2 separate regions of the Homo sapiens genome follow, and region 1 is linked to region 2. The links are chromatin contacts, found by Hi-C in ENCODE. All regions are on one chromosome and are shown on one strand. Each heading gives the region's core, a stretch centred on a gene start or an enhancer-like site at or near the end of the contact. The rest is flanking DNA. Distances are from core to core; before and after follow the strand shown. Region 1 holds the start of CDKL4 (cyclin dependent kinase like 4). Region 2 has its middle 55 kb from the start of THUMPD2.

Evidence for each region. Hi-C counts contacts between places; a loop is a spot of excess contacts on that map. Pooled maps may share reads with other maps.
Region 1: a map with no recorded cell type shows a loop between it and region 2 (5-fold over the local background). The contact joins the promoter of CDKL4 here to the enhancer-like site in region 2. A Hi-C loop is called at or near these places in 5 of 168 maps with a recorded cell type or tissue (B cell, HCT116, K562 and 2 more), 12 of 37 single-sample maps with no recorded cell type and 10 of 50 pooled maps.

What each region holds. Positions count from the first base shown.
Region 1 is chr2:39,242,037-39,248,865 of GRCh38, reverse strand. CDKL4 (cyclin dependent kinase like 4) reads left to right here and starts at 4,896. Exons shown (of 10, transcript NM_001397900.1): 1 at 4,896-4,995.
Region 2 is chr2:39,721,111-39,727,965 of GRCh38, reverse strand. It overlaps a transcript of TMEM178A not described here. Among named protein-coding and RNA genes, the nearest start is that of THUMPD2, 55 kb to the left of the region's middle. RefSeq lists enhancers at 5,944-6,443, 6,444-6,855. Within about 2 kb of position 3,828, at least 3 of the 41 ENCODE cell types and tissues checked have a DNase peak (open chromatin) inside an H3K27ac peak, as active enhancers do.

The sequences.
Region 1 (6,829 bases), core at 3,647-6,146, 480 kb after region 2:
TATATGGTCTGAAAAGCCTAAAATTCTTACTTTGCTGACCCTTTACAGAAAAAATGTGCTAGTGCCTGGGTTAGAGAAAGTAAGGAAGCATTGGGAAATGCAGTTCTGGAGGTAAGGAAGGGGAAGATTAAGAGGGAAGAACTGGATTGGGGATCAAGAGAGGCACCATTTCCATATTGCTTATGCCACTACGTGTCACAATGGCCTTGAATAATTTAACAGTTTCCACATCTAAAATCGTACAGATGCTAATAACCATAACAACTGAGTTCATTTATCACTTTTCCCACATTGGGAATAATCCTATCATTAGTGACTAATGACTATGTTTTTTCACACATCTTTGTCAGTATAACATTATCAATTTGCTGCAAAACAGAGACTGTTGGAAAAGATTTTTAAGTGAAGATTTTTAAGTGATCAAGATTCTGTTCTTGGCTCTTACTGACAGGTTGTTTAGTTTATCCTTTTTCTGAACCACTTTTTTTTCAGTTTTTAAGACTTACATAAAGGGTCATATCTCAAAAAACGTTAGTCATCACATTTAGCTGTTAAACACTTAGAAACATTTTCAAAAAATAAAATACATAACTGGTTGTGTATTACCCAGGAGCTTTCTAAGATATATCTGGAGTCATAATCTTGAGGGCTGAGGCTCAGTAACCTATATTTTTATAAAGTTGTACAAATGATTCTGATGTGCATCGCAACATGAAACCACTGGTGGGCACTAAATTTAAATCAGTGCTTCTGAGTGTGTCCAAGTGTGCCTCAGAATCATCTTTGGTAATACTTAAAAGTGCAAATTTCTAGATTCCACCCAGGAATTTTTGATTATGGATCTTTACATACACAAAAGGAAGACAGCCACTCACTTAAATGTTGGAAACAATCTATTTCATCTTTATTGAAGTTAAAGCGATCTTATTAGCTAATTGCATAGACACTGGTTTTGAGGAGAATGAGATCAACCGGTTATGGGCCTAATGGCATCATTCAGCTTGCACATGTGACTCTGATTTCAGTAGAGACCAGGAAACAAAAGGACAGATGCTATTAGTTTTCACCATTACTGGCGGAGAGGTGAAAGTGTGTGCTATACAAAATAATGGGTAAACACTAAGAGAGCATATAATACATTCCCAGTTCACGTATGTGTGTGCCAGGTACTCATCTGCATGCTTTATATAGTCCCACTTAAGCCCCAGAACACCCCTGTGAGGTATTATTAACTCTGTTTTACAGATGAAGAAACAGGCACAGAAAGTTTTAGCAGCTTGCCCAGAACTATAGCGGGTAAATAATACAGCAAAATTTGAACCTCGGCACTTGATTCAAAGTGTATTCTCTTAACCACTGTGCAAGACTATTACATAAAATACATGCAGTATATCCACTGCCCACTAAAACAGACTCTCTCATTCTTTCCTCTAAAATTAGATTTTTTTTCTCCAGGTGTTGGATTTCAGATTTTTATTTTCACTGTTTCTGCACAAGAGATACTAACTTCTGTCTTAATTTTTTGCTTTACCGAAAGGCATTTTTCTTATCTAAATTTGGTATAAAGATAAAAGGATTTACATAAAATTTACAGTCAAAGTATATTAAATAAGTAGTCAAAAGTCATTATAACAAAGACTTTTTTAACTTTTGTGAGACAATTACTTATACAACATATAGTGATTATTTACACTGTAGCCAAGGCACTTTACTAGCACTGGAGAAGAGATGGAAAAGGTTTAATTCCCAACCAGTATTCATCCAAGGAGCACACTTGGATGAATAAAGGCAAACGGAAGTAAGTAGTATTAAAACAAGGTACAGGCCCAGTGTGATGGCTCAAATCTCTAATCCCAACACTGGGAGGCTGAGGTGGGAGAATCACTTGAGCCTAGGAGTTCAAGATCAGCCTGAGTTACATAGCAAGTCTCCTTCTCTACAAAAAATGAAATTAGCCAAGTATAATGGCACATGCCTATAGTCCCAGCTACTGGGGAGGGAGGCTGAGGCAAGAGAATCACTTGAGCCCAAGAGTTTGAGGCTGCAATGAGCTATGATTGTGACACTGCACTTTAGCCTAGGCAACAGAGTGAGCCTCTGTTTCCAAAAAAAAAAAGGTACAAGAGGTTGTGCCTAATTCTGCTTTGTGTAGTAAGATTTGTAAACCAGGTTGTTGATAGATGAAGAGAAATTTACCATATGCAGTAAGAAAGCAAGGTAGGAACCTGTAGCCTAGACCAAGGCATATGCAAATACTGCATGTTCAAGAAATAGTGACATTGAATTGAATGAACCAGAGTTTCGGGTGCCTGAAGCAGAGTAATAGGGCAGGAAGCTGCATAAAAAGATGGGCCTGGTTGTGAAGAGCCTCCTTATGAGAGAAGCAGCTAGGAATCAACAGTTTCAGAAACTGGAGAGCAAGTATCATGAAGATATAAATGGGTTGATGGATTTGTACATAAGGTGATACTTGTATACTTAATGAGAAATTTTTCTATAGCATGATAGATGGTGGAAATTATATAGGAATTGGATAGATGTGAATTTTATGAGTATTTGACTTTAGTGGAAGTGTATTTGGTCTCAAAAGAGGAAGGAGATAAAGGTTTTTGTTTTGATTTTGTTTGTTAAAGATGGGAGATTTCAGCATGTATCTAAGCAAATGAAAGAAGTGGAAAAGAAATGAGATGGATGAGAAAAGGAGAAGAGAGTCACCTGTTTAGGGAAGTATGGAGATGCTAAACCTGGCCATGATCACGGGGAGCATTTTGCTAATGCTGAAACAAAGTACGTGTGTGCTTATTAACATATAGCATTTCTAAGTTAGTCCTGGGAATAAAATGGGTAAGCTCTAGCCAAAATTCTCTTTCCCAAGTAATACATTATCTCCACAGAGCATTCATTACATTATTTGTTTCATTGACTTTCTTCCCTAATGGGTGTCAAACCTGTGTCTGATTCTTAGGCCTCAGGTACTAGTACAATGCTAGGTGAATTAGGAAAATGGCCTCTGATCCATAGCTGCTTTTCACGCAAAAACCTACAGAAGTCTGCTGAAAAGGTATTTGGATAATTAAACAAGACCGAAAAGTAATGACTAATGACAGAGAATCTTGCAAACTGAAGGTCTCTGCCCAGGCAGGGAAACGAACTAATCAATATTCAACAGTTACGTGTGCTGTTTTTCAGTGCTCTCGATGCCTTGGGAAAGAAGGGGACATGGTGTAATCACAGTATTAAGGGGAAAGTGGTTGAAATGTTTCCTGAGCGCTCTCATTCAACTTTTGCTCCGTTCACAGCCTGATGCTACAGGCTCGGCCCCGAGGTTATACCCACCAAGAGGAAGTATGTCCGGAATTGGTGGGTTCTTGCAGTCACTGACTTCAAGAATGAAGCCGCGGACCCTCGCGGTGAGTGTTACAGCTCTTAAGCTGGCGCGTCTGGAGTTTGTTCCTTCTGATGTTCAGATGTGTTCGGGGTTTCTTCCTTCTGGTGGGTTCGTGGTCTCGCTGGCTCAGGAGTGAAGCTGCAGACCTTGCGGTGAGTGTTACAGCTCTTAAGGCAGCGCGTCTGGAGTTGTTCCTTCCTCCCGGTGAACTCGTGGTGTCGCTGGCTTCAAGAGTGAAGCTGCAGATCTTCGCGGTGAGTGTTACAACTCATAAAAGCGGCGTGGACCCAGAGTGAGCAGTAGCAAGATTTGTTGCAAAGAGCGAAAGAACAAAGCTTCCACAGTGTGGAAAGGAACCCGAGTGTGTTGCCACTGCTCGCTCGTGCAGCCGGCTTTTATTCTCTTATTTGGTCCCACCCACGACCTGCTGATTGGTAGAACCCAGTGGTCTGTTTTGACAGGGTGCTGACTGGTGTGTTTACAATCCCTGAGCTAGACATAAAGGTTTTCCACGTCCCCATCAGATCAGTTAGATACAGAGTAGCGACACAAAGGTTCTCCAAGGCCCCACCAGAGCAGCTAGATACAGAGTGTCGACTGGTGCATTCACAAACCCTGAGCTAGACACAGGGTGCTGATTGGTGTGTTTACAAACCTTGAGTTAGATACAGAGTGCCGATTGGTGTATTTACAATCCCTGAGCTAGACATAAATGTTCTCCACGTCCCCACCAGACTCAGGAGCCCAGCTGGCTTCAACAAGTGGATCCCGCACAGGGGCTGCAGGTGGAGCTGCCTGCCAGTCCCGCGCCGTTCGCTCGCACTCCTCAGCCCTTGGGTGGTCGATGGGACTGGGCGCCGTGGAGCAGGGGGTGGCACTCGTCGGGAAGGTTCCGGCCGCACAGGAACCCATGGAGGGGGTGGGAGGCTCAGGTATGGCGGGCTGCAGGTCCCAAGCCCTGCCCCGCAGGAAGGCAGCTAAGGCCCAGTGAGAAATCGAGCGCAGCGCCGGTGGGCTGGCACTGCTGGGGGACCCATTACACCTTCTGCAGCCGCTGGCCCGGGTGCTAAGTCCCTCATTGCCCGGGGTCGGCAGAGCCGGCGGGCTGCTCAGAGTGCGGGGCCCGCCAAGCCCACGCCCACCCGGAACTCCAGCTGGCCCGCAAGCGCCGTGCGCAGCCCCGGTTCCCGCTCGCGCCTCTCCCTCCACAGCTCCCTGCAAGCTGAGGGAGTGGGCTCCGGCCTTGGCCAGCCCAGAAAGGGGCTCCCACAGTGCAGCGGTGGGCTGAAGGGCTCCTCAAGTGCCGCCAAAGTGGGAGCCCAGGCATAGGAGGCGTCGAGACCGAGCGAGGGCTGTGAGGACTGCCAGCACGCTGTCACCTCTCAGAAGGATCAGGGCTGGGGCTGCCAGCGCCAGGGGAACCCGCTCCGGAAGCCGCAGTGCCCCGCGCGCCCTAGCGTTCCGGTTGCCCGGGAGACGCTGCGGCGGTTCCGCTGGCTCCGAAGTCGCTGGGTACACGGCGCCTCCTCCGAGCGACACGCGCGGGAGCTGGGGCTGGGGCTGTTCGGCGCTGCTCGAAGCTTCGTCACCGTCGCCCTGTGGGTGCAGTAAGTGCGGATTCTGCCGGTGGCGGGGGAACTGCGGGCAGCGTGCGGGGTTGATGGGGTGAGCCGCGAGGTCTAGACTGCGGATCCCAGTTGCAGGAACCAAGAAAAGTTCCCCGAAAGAAAAGCGGGACCGCCTTCCGCTTCGGTGGCCCCTGGAAGGGAAGGGGCGGATTCGAGGTGGCAGCACTGACCCGGTGAGGGTCCCTCGGGGCGGAAATGGTGCTGCCCAGGGAGTGGGCGGCGGCGGGGGCCGAGGAGCGCGCAAGGCGGAGGCCTACCTATGGCCGAGAAAGAGAACTGTCATTAAATGAAGAAGGCTGAAGACCAGAGGCCTGGAAATAAAGTGGATTTGTGCTTGACTTGCAGATCTGTTATGTGCACACACGAAATGTGATATATTTAAACAAAATTACTTTATCGGATTTTGTATAATTATGTGGTATTCTGGTTTTCTGGGGATGCTTTTAATTAGTCTGATTGTATTGTCAACTGGACAGGTTTATAAACAGGTGTGTGTACTTTTGAAATTCAATAATTCACTGTTATGTTGATAAAACAATGATTTAATGGCCCATTTGACTAATTAGTTTTATTAAATATAAATTCATGTTTGGTTTGGTTGAAAACAATAACAACATAGGAGGTTGTGACTTTACCAGCCTGTGGATTCCCTAACTGATATGGCCTGATCTTCAAAATCTCTTTTTCCTCGTCATTCCTTTTTTTTTTTTTTTTTTTTTTTTTTTTTTTTTTTTTTGAGACAGGGTCTCACTTTGTTCCCCAGGCTTGGGGGCGGTGGCGCCACCTTGGCTCGCTGACCTCCCAGGTTCAGCAACCTTGACCTCCCAGGTTCAGCGATCCTCTTGCCTCAGCCCCACAAGTAGCTGGGACTACAGAGGCAGGACACCACGCCCAGCAACTTTTTTTGTATTTTTAGAAGAAATGGGGTTTCACCACATTGGCCAGGCTGGTCTCCAACTCCTGGCTTCAAGTGCTCCACCCGCCTCAACCTCCCAAAGTGCTGGGATTACAGGTGTGAGCCACCACGCCCGGCCATCCGCATCATTCCTAATGCCACTGTTTACATGAGTTTCCTAAAGCTCCTAGATTAGAAAATGTGTTTTTTCACTCTTCTTTTTTTCTACCTCTCCCTTTCTTGATTTTTGTTTTCCTTCTTTCATTGTATTCCTTAGGCTGGCTTGAGTTCTCAGGACTTGATTTGTGATACAATCATGGAAAATAACCTACCTCCAAGTCTATTCTGTTTCTGTGTACATCATTTTGCAAACCCTTGAGACTAAGGAAATTAAATAGAAATTTTCAAAGAATTTAGTGAGCCACTCAAGTATCTATCTACCTCTTTTGATAATCATAAGTGGGCTCAGTTCTATACCTATCTGCCTTTGTACACAGAACTTTAACTTGAGAGTCAAATATTTGGTAAATTCTGAAGTCAGGAAGCCCTGTAGCCAAAAAGTATAAAGCTTCAGTTTGAAGGTCAAAGATGACTATGAAAAATAATTTCGCCAGGCATGGGTGGCTCATGCCAGTAACTGCTGCACTTTGGGAGGCCAAAATGGGAGAATCACTTGATCCCAGGAATTCAGGATCAGCCTAGGCCACATAATGAGACCCCACCTCTACAAAAAATACAAACATTAGCTAGGCATGGTGGCACATGCCTGTAGTCTCAGCTACTCAAGAGGCTGAGGCAGGAGAATTGCTCAAGCCCAGCAGGTACAGGCTGCAGTGAGCCCTGATCGTGCCACTGCACTCCAGCCTGAGTGACAGAGCGAGACCCTGTCTCAGTTAAAAAAAAAAAAAAAGGAAAAAG
Region 2 (6,855 bases), core at 2,579-5,078:
TCAATGATAGACTGGATTAAGAAAATGTGGCACATATACACCATGGAATACTATGCTGCCATAAAAAAGGATGAGTTCATGTCCTTTGCAGGGACATGGATGAAGCTGGAAACCATCATTCTCAGCAAACTGTCACAGGGACAGAAAACCAAACACCTCATGTTCTCAGAGATGAGAAATGAACAGTTAGATCACTTGGACACAGGGTGGGGAACATCACACACCGGGGCCTGTCGAGGGGTGGGGGGCTGGGGGAGGGATAGCATTAGGAGAATTACCTAATGCAAATGATGAGTTGATGGGTGCAGCAAACCAACATGGCACATGTATACCTACGTAACGAACCTGCACATTGTGCACATGTACCCTAGAACTTAAAGTATAATTAAAAAATAAAAAAGCTAAGTCTCAGGGATTCAAAATAAACTGAGGTTTGAGAAGAAATGCTCACTTAGATATTAAGTAAATGTGTCGGTTCAGAGAGCTATGCAAGAAAGCCCTTGGACTAAAATTAGGTGAGATGCAAAGTCTTAGAGAAATCTTGCTAATTAAGAAATCCAGGTGAGTTTTTTTAGTGCATGTTCATATTTTGCCATAGTGTTAGTAGCCTTTTCAAATCTTGTTATTTATTCATTTGTTCATTTGCTTCTTTATTTACTTAGCTACCAGGCAGTTAGTGAGTACTTGCTCCATGTCAGGTTCTGGGAATGCTCCTTGGTAAACTGGCCCTGCCTGAATGGCTGCTGTGACAGCTATCTGAAAGGGATGTGAGCAGGAGCAAGAGGATACCAGCCAGAAGTCCGGGCTTCTGAGATAGAGGAATATCCTTGACCTTTGGAAATGGAGGGATGAAACCACTCTCTGGAACACCTCGGCAGAGAGAAAAATGAGCTGAGTCGAGGAAAACATTTGAGAGAAAAATTATGGATTGTTGGAAATTTAAAGAAACAACTCAAAACGTGCATGAAGAGCTCAGCTTTTTATCTTAAATTCCATGAATTATGTTCAAGAGAGTCAGGAGATTTGAAGTGTAATTTTGCCATCTGAATGCCACAATCATTTAATATTGTCAGTTTTCATTAAGTTTCTTCAGTGAGAAACTGCCTGCTCGAGATGAAACAAATGACAGCAATTACTCCAGGGCCCTTCCTTACCCACCCCCAACCCTTACACATTATTTCTACCATTTTTTGGTCACCCTGCTAGCTGCCTTTTTGTGACTCTTGCCCTTGGTATCCTACACTTTGTGAGATTGACTTCACCTTGGAAGAATGGGCACATTAACCATATATTTTGCCAGATAGACCTAAACGCCCAGTACTGGCCTCTGGGTATTAACATGGAAACCAAGGACAATTCATTCACTGGGCCAAAGGTATTTTGCCTGTTTTTCTGTAAGCCAGATTTTATCACTCTTATGTTTGAAATCCTCCAATGACTTTCCATCTTACTCAGAATGAAACCCGAAGTCTTGGGTTTTATTGGAAAGGTGTTCAAAGGGTGCTGGATAGCCTGGTTTCCCTCTTACTTCATCTCAACACTCTCACTTTCATTCTACCTTTTGCTGACCCTGCCACATGCAAAGCTTGTTCCCATCCCAGGCCTCTGCACCTGCTATCTACCCTTCCTGGACATTCCTCAGGACACCTGCATTGCTCAGGCTCTCTGTGCAAATGTTTTCTTATCAGAGAGGCCAACGCCAGCTTCCCTAAACTGGCCATCCCCTCACCTTTAGCACTCTATTCTCCTAGCCACCTCATTTTTCGTTCATAGCACATATCACCACCACCTACTGCACAAGCCCTGTTTTATTACTGTCTGTCTCTCTGAGACAGACACAAAGGAAAAAAGAACAAATTATCTTTCCCTGAAGGAAGATTTTTTACTTTTTTCCTTTGTCACCTTACAATGGCAGCTTTTTGAAGGCAGCAGCTTTGATTTATTCACTATGTATTCCCTGCACTTAAATCAGTCTCTGGCACATACTAGGTGCTCTATAGAGATGTGACAAATCAAAGAACACATGAATGAGCAAGTGAACACAACTGGTCATTCATTTGACCACATGTGTCTTTGTTCCACAGTATTGAGATGTCCCTATTTTTGCCGAGGCCCTAGAACCATTTTGCCACGGTGGACCTGCTCCTAAAGTGACACAAAGAGTTTGAGTCTACAATCGTATGTTAGGCCTGAGAACAATAAAAGAAAAGTAACCTTGAGAAATAGAGGCTGTGAGGCAGCAAGTCGGCTTCACAGACCAGGGATCACCATCTTAGTGATGCGTCATTCATTTATTCCCTCATTCCTTCAACACACATTTACTGGCATTTCCTCCACACCCACTGACATCCCAAACAAGTTACTTTTCATGGTCATCTGCCAACCAAGTGAACACAGCCATAAAAGTCCAGAATGCTGAACCAAGTTTCCCCCGCATTGACCAAATCCATGCATTCCATTGTCAAAAGGAAACAAGAACAAATTGTCTTTCCCTGAAGGAAGATTTTTTTCTTCCTTTGTGATATTGGAATGTATGGAATCGTGCAACACAGAACCAGCTCCTCAATCGTTACTAGGTAAAAGCTTGACATTTTCTGACACCTTTCTTGATTATGTAGGCGTATCGCAGACCCACAGGCTAATTGCTTTAAAGAATAATGAAATTGTACTGAATTTCCTCTTAACTCATTGTATTCTTACTCATCTGGCTCCTCAAAGGAACTGGTTTTGTAGGGGTGTTTGGGATAGGGTTCTGAGGGCCACTCACCCGTCCCACCCCGCATGGCTCTACATGGCTGTCCCTCTAGCTCACCCTCGGTCTTTCCTCATCTTCATTTCACTTCTCTTGAAAACCATTCCCCTACTCCTGTGAACACTCTTTAAACTGTTACTTTATTTGGAGAATTCTTTGTTTAAGAACTGGTTCATCCCTTGAGTCAATACTGTATTAATCACATGCGTCATCTCCCCCAGATTACCTTTCACAGTTGGTTTAATTTCAATTCCCAAGTCCAGTTTATTTGAGAAACATGTTGGCATGATAGCGATTTACCATCGTCACCACAGAGTCCTGTAAAGTAGAGGCTGCTCGACATGTTTGCAGGAATATAGATACTTGGACATGCTGACCTCAAAATCTACCTCGCTTTTTTGCTGGGGAGGTGAACCTTCTGCCAGAGACTGGCTGAGAGATCTTGGGTTAATGCTCTGAGTCTCTGTTCCTCTGCTGTCAAAGAGAGATGACCATTATAGTTTCCATATGCCTCCGAGGCTGTCTTGAGGTTTGTTTTGGTTTGGTTATGGGGTGTTTTCTAAGTCACTGCACAGCGACCAGTCTCTCAAAGGGAAAATACGAAATGAAGTACTGTACTTTCCTTGAGATATAATAAAAAAATTTGGAAGGTTTCCTTGTTTTGACTCCACATCAGATGGTTTTATTTTATTGTTAGTGTAACTTAATATGTTATGTTTTTTAAATTAGTTCACATTCAACTTGGATAAAGGAAATAAAAGTTTGTAGAGGTGTTCAAAGTGATTTTCAGGCTTCTTAAATGTGTGGTTATTACCAGCATTCTTGCAGGGCCACACATCAAGACAGTCAGGGAGAAAGGACGGAAATTCATGAGTCTTTGAGTTGCTATCCTACCTCTAACCGTAAGGCTAGATAGCCTCTTTTTTTTTTTTGAAATAATTACTTTCATCTAATAATTTAAAAAATGCCGTCAGGGATGCTGTCACAGGACAAAGTAAGGAGGACATACCCACTTAAATAGAGATCTTTGAGCAGCCCTAGTAACACGGGAATTTCTCATAATGTTCTGTGGGGGAAGTGCCAAGAAGGTAATTAAAATTGCTGTCATACCTTTAGGCTACTGCAAGCTACAGGGTCTCTTGAAGGTCAGTCACGTAAGGAGAGATTCTGTGCTTACAAAAATAGGTCTGGCATTCTTTACAGAATTACAAAGTGCAGTGTGTGCTCTGGCTTAGAAATATAGAAGCTTGCTTAAAAACTATAGAGCAGTAACTTCCAAAGGGACCCTTGGAAAATGCAGGGGAATGTGAACCTATCTAGATGTATAACATGTTGACAGTAGGCTCAGATAGGGTTAGAAATGCACTATGGAAATGCTGCTGGGTCTTGGGTAGTTGACGTGGATGCTGTGCAGGAAGGTGGAAGGATTTTGGAGTGAGCAAGCTGGAAACCAAATCTTGGCTAGTATCTTAGGGAAGGTTACTCAACCTCTGTGAGCCTTGGCTTCTCTACCCATAAAGTAGGGGCAAATAGTAACAAGATATGGTTTATAAAGGACACAGCCTGACACAGTCACTGAGGAGGTACTGAGGCAGTCCCTCACCCAGGGACTCAGTCTCATTAATGCCAAGAAACAGCACTGGAGAAGCTTTTGAGAATCCGAGCTTTCTCTGCCACTTCTTATTTATGTTTAGTACTTACAAGAATGAAGGAGACCTAAAAGTTAACAATAATATGGCTCCACTGCCATCCTCTTAGAATTAATTAAGTGCTTTATTTATTTACTTATATATCTATTTATTTTTTGAGCAACCAACAGAGTCCAGAACTAACAAATGGCAAATCAGGGCTTAGAGGAGAAATGAGAAAACTTCAACAATTTATTCAGGTCTTTAAGTTCATTTTAAACTCTTGTGATTAACAGATTTAAGCAATATGATAAGTGCAATGTGTTTTACCTGTGGGGAATGAATTTGAAGCCCACTGAAGCCACAGCTGAGTGAAGTTCAGTTCAGGCGTGGCTAGGTTTCTAAAGCAAGTATTTATGTGTTCATCACAATCAACCTAACAGGCAAAGCTATGAGGATGGAAATAAAAGGTGTTTTATGATTAAAGAATGAAATGCCCTGAACTGTGATTGCGTTCTGGGAGCAAGTCAAGGGAGCCCAGGCCCTTTGTGTAGGATCCAGCGGAGCCTCCGTGCACCCTTGCTATAGCAAGGTTTCCATGCCCTTTCCAGAATCCCCAGAGGATGCCACTTCACAGTTAGCCAGATATTGAGGGAATTTACCTCTAAGGTCCTGATTTAGAACACTTGCTGATGAACTTGAGGGTACAGTTCATCCATCCTCACACCCACACTCAAGGCAGTGGCCTGGTCAGACTCTGGGCCAACCAGGATAAGCACTTCACTGGGACAATGGTCTGTTCATTAGGAACATCAGCCCTAAGATGTGGGAGTTTATTCTCAGAATTTCTTAGTGAGCTCCAAAAAAGGGAAATGCTTACCTGAAGCAGACCAATAGTCTATCTGCTGTGATTTAAACTGGGGTTGGCCAGTATGTGACATCTGCCTTTCCCATTCATTCACAAACACTACATCTTTCCCCTTTGTGCCTGGACTGAAATCTTCCCAGCCACCACTAATTGATCAAGTTCACACTTAAACTGAATACTATCTTCAGGTCTTAGATGCACAACTTCTGGAAAACAACTGGAAATCAGAGAGGAATCGGCTGGCAGCTGGGTCAGTTAGCAAGAAGGAGCATTTGGGCCATTGATATTTTCTCAACTACAGTTTTCAATTCCAGTCTCCATTAAATAAACGCTATCCTGTATAACGCTGAGTTAACCATAAAACTTAGCAGTTTTTTCTTTTTCCCCTTTTCCCCAAATTATTGTATCTCCTTTTTGATACAAGAAGCAGTTCCCTTAGTAATTAACCTAACTCTACAAATTCTTTAGGTGTCATCCTTAACTTCCCTTGTTTCCCCACCGCCATGTAACTTACCAGCAAATCAATTCCATCTCTAAAATATGTCCACCTACTCCTGTGCATTTTCATCACCACCCTCTCCATCCAGGCACAATTTTGTCTCCTGGGTTCCTATGCAACTTCCTCCTTCCTAACTGGGTTCTTCTCCTCTAGTGGTGCCTCTTTAAATCCATTCTCCATCCAGCAGCAGTGGCAACACTGATTTTTTTTTTTTTTTTTTTTTTTTTTTTTTTGAGACTGGTCTCACTCTGTCACCCAGGCTGGAGTGCAGTGCAGTGGTGTGATAATAGCTCAATAGCTTCTAGACTCAAGCAATCCTCCTGCCCCAGCCTGCCGAGTAGCTAAGCCTACAGGCATGTACCACCACACTTGGCTAATTTTAAAAATGTTTTTATAGAGACAGGCTCTATTTGCCCAGCCTGGTCTTGAATACCTGGACTCAAGAGATCCTCCAGCCTCAGCCTTCCAAAACACCGGAATGACAGGTGTGATCCACCACACCTGGCCAACTGATAGTCCTAAAGTGGAAATCAGATCACATCATTATCCTTTTTTAGGCCGTTTGTTTTCAATTACCAGAGTAAAACCCAAACTCTTTACTGTGACCAGCAAGCCTCTGCCTACCTTGGCAACCTCACCTGCACCACTCTTCCCTTGTTCTTTCTGCTCTAGACCCATGGTCCTGTCTCCTTCCTCTCTGCAAAACATTCACTTAGAGACCTAAGAGAAACCAAGCATAGCCAGACCTTATAGTAGCAGGCAGTATTTTATAGTGAATGCTGAAGGGGAGAAAAAAATTGGAAATAAAAACAGAAAAAATGCTATCTTCTTTTATAGCCAGCCAATCTGTTTTCCTCTTACAGGGGCTCCAGGCAGACATATTCTAATGTTTTAGGACAATTAGAAATCTTGCTTTGATGCCTGGCAAAACACAGGTTGCATATTAAGAGGAATATGTATTGCATAGCCAAGTTCCCAGTATGCAACTGGGTGCCCTGAGCATCTTCAAGCATTTGTGGTTGTCCTGCATGCAGCACAGAAAACTTCCTCTTCTTCCAGTCAAAGGGCAAGGCCCCAGAGAAATTCATATGCAATTTAAATGTGTTCT